Regions from separate parts of the Homo sapiens genome. Here region 1 is linked to region 2. Evidence: chromatin contacts called from ENCODE Hi-C or POLR2A ChIA-PET data. All regions are on one chromosome and are shown on one strand. Each heading gives the region's core, a stretch centred on a gene start or an enhancer-like site at or near the end of the contact. The rest is flanking DNA. Distances are from core to core; before and after follow the strand shown.

What was found. Hi-C counts contacts between places; a loop is a spot of excess contacts on that map. ChIA-PET counts read pairs that join two places held with the same protein, here RNA polymerase II (POLR2A). Pooled maps may share reads with other maps.
Region 1: a map of B cell shows a loop between it and region 2 (2.6-fold over the local background). The contact joins the promoter of RNPEP here to the promoter of PTPN7 in region 2. A Hi-C loop is called at or near these places in 1 of 168 maps with a recorded cell type or tissue (B cell), 1 of 37 single-sample maps with no recorded cell type and 8 of 50 pooled maps. POLR2A ChIA-PET finds 5 or more read pairs at or near these places in 7 of 52 experiments (A549, GM12878, HEK293 and 4 more).

Annotation. Positions count from the first base shown.
Region 1 is chr1:201,981,099-201,984,371 of GRCh38, forward strand. It overlaps RNPEP (arginyl aminopeptidase), which reads left to right and starts at 1,550. Exons shown (of 11, transcript NM_020216.4): 1 at 1,550-2,015. The coding sequence starts at 1,569. RefSeq lists an enhancer at 1,186-1,245 and a silencer at 1,456-2,135.
Region 2 is chr1:202,159,352-202,162,699 of GRCh38, forward strand. It overlaps PTPN7 (protein tyrosine phosphatase non-receptor type 7), which reads right to left and starts at 1,251. Exons shown (of 10, transcript NM_002832.4): 1 at 1,194-1,251; 2 at 1-103. The coding sequence starts at 51. RefSeq lists enhancers at 1-11, 112-201, 462-541.

The DNA of each region.
Region 1 (3,273 bases), core at 300-2,799, 180 kb before region 2:
CCTCATCCTCTGAGTAGCCAGGACCACAGGTGTGCATCACCACACCCAGCTAATTTTTTAAAATGTTTTTGTAGAGAGGGGGTCTCCCTCTGTTGCGTAGCCTCATCTTGAACTCCTGGGCTCAAGCGATCCTCCTGCCTCAGCTTCCCAAAGTGTTGGGATTACAGGCGTGAGCCACCACACCCAGCCTAAAATCTTTTACCCTTTAGCTAAGGATGACATCCTCTTCCTCTGTCAATATTTAACTAGAAGGATCAGGCTAGGCATCTCTTCGTTGTGCTCCCCAGCATCCTTTTCTTCCCGTATCAAGCGCAGCACGTGGAAGTGTCGTGACCTGTTTTCTTGTGCGTCTGCTAAAATGTGAGTTAGGCTATGAACACCATAGGAAGAGGAATTGTGCCGGACTTATTCAAACTGTACCCCAGGCACTTAGCTTAACAACTGGTGTCTAGCAGATACTCAGCAAAAGTGCATTGCATCGAAGACTGAATAATTTCAAGATAGGAGTATTCAACGTCTAATATGTACCAAGCGCTGTTCTCAATGCTACAGAAAAGCAGGTTTCTAAGGTTTCTGGAGTTAAACAAAAAACCCTGACATTGAACTTACATGGAATATTAAAGTCATTATCTACCATAAGCATTATTTCATGAAATAAAATAATTTCAACTCTACAAAACTAGGAAGCACAGAACGGAATACTATTTCCCTTAATGAAAAACTCCCTACATTGTTCTTTTTAAAAATCTCATTTCCTAGCTGAACGGTAAAAACATCATCATTGATTAGCTCCTATTCATAGAAGGCCCATTGCAACCCACTGGTACAGAAGAGAAACAAAGTATTCAGCGGAGAATACCCTAGCTCAATAAGCGGTACAATACAGTAAGGGAAATAGAAGTGACATGCGATGGACAGCCAGGCCTTAAATTGCGCGGTGCTGATTCCTGTCCCTTAACCCAACAATAGAAAGATAGGCGTGCCTGGAGTTGCTGGGGGACGAGGCTCGATCCAGTGTGAATTCCGTGAAGTTGTGCAGGGTTTCACTGTTTGCTGAGTGTGTTAGACAGGTTACCTGGTAGAGTTCTCACATTACTTCGTGAGATACACAGATATTATGACTCTATTATACTGGTGCAGAAAAAGGCTCGGGAAGATTCATGTTTCTTGTGCGACTTGCCCAAGGTGACACACAGTTCTAACAACTGGCCTATCGCAGGGTGTGAGATCTGGAACTCAGACCTTCCCAGCCAGGGCTCAGTCCACGCCACTGCCTAGATGAGGCAGCAGGAAGGGTCAGCAGAGAAGGGTGCCCCACCGGGACGACTGGAACACCTCAGTAGGATATGGGTGGGCAAACGTGGGCCACACGATCCCACCGGCCTCTTTTGTCCTAAGTCCCGAGGCACGGGTGCAGCTAGAAGAGTGGGCGGTAAAGCGCAGGGAGGGGATGCGGTCGGGAGCAGATTTCGGGGGCGGGGCCCGCGCGGCGGGGGCGGGCCCGCGGCGCTCGGGGCGGGGCTCCCCTCGGGTTCGCGGCCCGGCCGGTGAGCAACGGCTCTGCGGCCATGGCGAGCGGCGAGCATTCCCCCGGCAGCGGCGCGGCCCGGCGGCCGCTGCACTCCGCGCAGGCTGTGGACGTGGCCTCGGCCTCCAACTTCCGGGCCTTTGAGCTGCTGCACTTGCACCTGGACCTGCGGGCTGAGTTCGGGCCTCCAGGGCCCGGCGCAGGGAGCCGGGGGCTGAGCGGCACCGCGGTCCTGGACCTGCGCTGCCTGGAGCCCGAGGGCGCCGCCGAGCTGCGGCTGGACTCGCACCCGTGCCTGGAGGTGACGGCGGCGGCGCTGCGGCGGGAGCGGCCCGGCTCGGAGGAGCCGCCTGCGGAGCCCGTGAGCTTCTACACGCAGCCCTTCTCGCACTATGGCCAGGCCCTGTGCGTGTCCTTCCCGCAGCCCTGCCGCGCCGCCGAGCGCCTCCAGGTGCTGCTCACCTACCGCGTCGGGGAGGGACCCGGGGTGAGTGCGCCCCAGACTGCGCCCGCCGCTGCCTGCCTGCCCTTCCGGCCCCCAGCCGCCCTGCACCCTCACCTACCCCACCCGGGAGGAGGGACAGGGAGGACCCTTCCAGAGCGTCCCTAGAGGGGCCTACTCCCCGCGCGCCGCCTCTAGGCCTCCTCCCCTTGCTTCCTCTTTTCCTCCCGGGCTGCCTGGTTTCCTTCTGGACTTCCTCCAGCCACTGGGCGGTGCATCCTTCACCCTTTCCGTCCTTCCGCGTCTCCTCCCTGGCCCTGGAGGCTTGTCCAGATTGCGCCGCATTCCCGCTCATCGCACACTGCCGTTTCTAACATTTTCCGTGGCTTTCTAGATGACCTGTTGTTCATGCACTTCACTTAGTGCCCTCTTGGACTTTTGGGCCGAGGTACCTGATTATCAGCCACCTTATCTCTGCTTTATGGTGGCTCTAGAATTAGCCAGATGTTGATCTAGCTCTTTGTTCTGTGTTGCCTTCTAGTTCCACGGTTAAAGCTCTTATCTTTGTTTTTGTTTCCTCCTGTGAAGTCCTGGATTTGATTAACGAAAGAATTTGAGTAAAAGTGAGAACTGGAATTAGGGTGCTATAAGCATTATAATAATTTGGCCTTCTCACTGTTGGTTAACTCTTTAATTTTTTTTCGGGACGGGGCAAATATTGGAAATAAGAGGATGGAGTTATGTGGCTTATGTCTGTAAGAGTCAGAAAATCCTTCCTGGAGAGTCCTTAGGCTGTGGCTGCCAGTTATCTCTCAGGTAGAGTTGGTTGCAAGTTTCATAGTAAACTGCTTGCTTACAGTTTAATCTTTTATTTATTTATTTGAGGCAGAGTCTCACTCTCGTCCAGGCTGGAGTGCAGTGGCAAGATCTCGGCTCACTGCAACCTCTGCGTCGTGGGTTCGAGCGATTCTCGTACCTCACCCTCCCTAGTAGCTGGGACTACAGGCGTGCGCCACCACACCCGGCTAATTTTTGTATTGTTTAGTAGAGACAAAATTTCACCATTTTGGTCAGGCTGGTCTCGAACTCCTGACCTCGTGATCCGCCTGCCTCGGCGGCCTCCCAAAGTGCTGGGATTACAGGCGTGAGCCACTGCGCCCGGCCCACAGCTTGGTTTTATACATTAGGGAGACATGATACATCAGTCAGTATATGTAAGAAGTACATTGGTTGGGTCTGAAAAGGTGGGACAACTTGCAGCAAAGGCAGGAAGACTTGAAGCGGCTTCCGGATCACAGATAGG
Region 2 (3,348 bases), core at 1-2,500:
AGACAAGGTCAACGGCTGTGCTCTGGAGCGCCCCCCATGGGCTTGGACCATGCTGAGGTGGGGTGCTGGGCCCAGGGGAGGCTCACTCAGCCATGAGGTCTGCCTGAAAGACAGGGCCCTCCGCTGCTGTTCTCTGGCCTGCCTGATTGGCCAGAAGGAGGCTCCCATGCCAGGCCAGGTTTGCACTCTGTTTTCACTGGGGCGTCTTCTGTTCCCCAAGAGGTGGCCTCATTTTCACTAAGGGAAGGACAGGATCTATTTGGTGGGACCCAGGGCAGAAGGCAGTCTCGGGGTAGAGTAACGGCAAGATAAAGGGTAGAGATTGTGGATGAAGATAGGAAAGAATCCAGAAGGAGGAAAAGAGAGAGGGGAGAGAGGCCACACACCAGAGTACACAGGGCTCTGAGCAGGTCCAAGTGGGAGAAGGCAAGGGAGGAAACAGAAAATATGTGTTCTCTAGGACGGAAGGGAGAAAGCACGCAGAAGCCATCTCTGAGCTAACCAGTGGGCCTTCCCCTGAACAGAGAATGGAGGCCTCCAGCAGTGTTGGAGCTGGTTGGGCAGCCAGGCAGGCGGGCTCCTGGACCCCAGCAGGGTCCTCTCCTAACTGCTGCTGTTCCACTCCCAGGTCTGTTTCTGGCTTCTGGGGTCTCTGTCCAGGGAGGTAGGCTGGAGGTGTTTCCTTCCTCCTCCTGCCCATCCCCCCGTCTCCCGCCTCTGTAACCGTCACAGGAAATGGCCTCACCAAGCCCTTGAACGACAGCGCATGGTGAGGCGACAGCTGGGGGCAAGACAGGAGGCATGGAGGTGGTGGGACCATCTCCTCTTGGGGGCAGTCCCTATCTCCCAGAGCCAGGGTCACAGTGGGCGAGGTGGCGGGGGTGTTGAATCACCAAGGCAGCAGGGACGGAGGTGAGGGGACAGAATGGGCCTGGCACAGGTGTGAGTGGTAGAGCGAGGGTCTCTGGTAGCAGAAAAGGTCCCTTCAGCCTCTGCTCTCCTTGTAGCTCCCTGTGGCTTCCCTGCTCACCCCCGTCTTGGGGACATCAGGTCTGTGAGCACCCATACCCCAGCCAGGCACTGTGGCGCCCCACTCGCCCTCCCGCACTCCCTCCTAGAGATGCCCTCTTATATCCCCGGAGTTCGCACCCCCCGGGGCCACAGGACTCCCAGTCCCCCCTTCAGATACTTACTGAAGCAGCTGTGGCCCCCAGGCTGCCTCTTGCCAGCTGTCTGTCTGTCTGTCGGTCTGTCTTTGAGGGCTGAGAAGGCTCCAGGAAGCCAGCTTCCTCCCTCCGCCCCTCCTTGCTGCCACCCACGCACACCCCAGCTGCATTCTGCCCTCCTGTGCCTGCTGCCGCTGCCACCAGGGGTCGGCTGCCTCCCGCCTGTGCCCTTCTGGGGCCCAAGGCCCCGTTCCCTGGGAATGGGTGAGGGGCCAGGCCTTCCCGACCATCCTGCTTTCCCCAGCTTCCAGACCCTCTCCCCTCTTCTGTGTTTCTCCTCTGGGTCTTTGTCACATCCAGCCGCTGCCTACTTGCTGGGCACAGCTCGCCTGACCCCCAGCTCTGTGCTGTCCCACAAAGAACCCAAGGCTCTCCTGCTCAACCTGACCTTGGCCGGAGGCTTATTTCTCCTTCTCTGCTTCTGCCCCACAGCCCTCTCCCTCAAGGCCCTCTCCCTCAAGGCCCTCTCCCTCAAAGCCCTTGCTGCTTCAAGCCTTGGGAATTCATGGCCAAGCACAGACCACATCTTCCCAGAGCAGATGTGGCACAGACTCGGGGTGGGGAAAAAGAAGAAGCAAGAATCCATGCCTCACAATGTGAAGGAAAGGGCCGGGGCCAGGCCAAAAAGGTCGTCTCCACGCCTGTGCCACGGCCCAGCTCTCCACAGCCCACGGCCTGAGTGTAGGCCAGCCCAGCAGGAAGCAGATAGCAGAGTCCACTTGTGGGAGGGAGTCCGAGGGGCTTCCCCTGGGCCCTCAGCCCCCTGCAGGCCTCCTCCCAGAACCCTGACATCTACTTAGAAGACTTACAGACAGTGGACAGTCTCTGGCCCTCACACCAGGGGACTCCCATGTCCTCTTCGCTGCTGGGGTGCCTGGATGCCTGGGACCTGAAGGGTGGCCCCCAAGTCCAAGACTCCTCTGCCCACTGCCCCTGCCTGACCTTGGCAGGCTCCTTGCGGGCCAGCAGCCCAGCCGGTTCATGCTCGCTGCACGCCTCCTTTTACCTTGTAACATTTCAAACGCCCTTCCCTTCCCGGCCCCCAACATGCACAATCCACGTCCTCTTTCTTCCTCCCACTTCCCTGATTCAGCTGTCAAATGGTGACAGCAAAAAAGAAATGAGGTACCCTAGGCACAGGGGGTAGGCATGCCGGAGGGGGTGGTCGGGAGGGGGCTGGCCTTCTGCTGGCCCCTTGAGGAGGAGGGTTGAGACGAAGAACAAGAACAGCCCCCAGAGGCTCAGAAGGCCTCCCAGCACCCGCCCTTGCTCTTGGCAGTGGGGACAGGGGCTGGCTCTTTTTTGAGCCCCTCCATGGCCAGCTGATCCTGGCACCTCCTTCCCTGCAGCCTGCGTTCCTCTCCGGAGTGGGTGGGTTTCCCTGAGGAGGAGGCCGATTAGGGCTGGGAAAGGGGTTGGTTCCCGTGCTCAGGACAGACTGGAGGGAAGCAGGAACCTGGGAATCCCTAACATGCTTGCGAGCAGTGACCTGGAGACTGGCCTCTGCCTCACCCCCCACACCAGTCAGTGTTTCCACTGGTGGGTAGTGGGGGCCCTGGGGACACAGGAGGGGGCAGGTGGGGGTTGGAAAGAGGGCCCGGCTCTGAGCCTATGCTGATTGTTATCAAGAACAGGAAGCTAGGACACCACAGGGGTGGGAGGAGGAAGCGGCAAAGCCCTCCCCACACAGGTCTGCCTGGTCCCCCCAAGTTTCCAGGGTCTGAGCCCTGTTGGCTGTGAGCCCACCCCTTTCCCCCACAGACTGAGGCCTAGCAGTGGCTGGACAGTTGGAAGCTGAGCTTCACAGCAAGGAAGCTGGGAGCCAGGCGATGGGGAAGATAGTTGGGGTTGGGGGTGGGGGTAGTGGCTGAGCATTAGGCAAGACCTCTCAAAGATCCCCTGTTCCCTCTGGGTGGATGTGGGGTAGAGGGGACAGTCACTCCTTGGCTCCTGCCCACTCCTTCTTCCCCTGTGCTTAGGGATACCTGGACATCCATGGAGGTGTGTGGCCAGAGCTCATGAGGGCTGAGGATGCCAACTGCAACCTCAGATGGCACAAGACATGCGTCATCGCCCTGCACCTCCCCCTCCCCAGCCTGGCCTGGTGACTTGGGACGCCCCT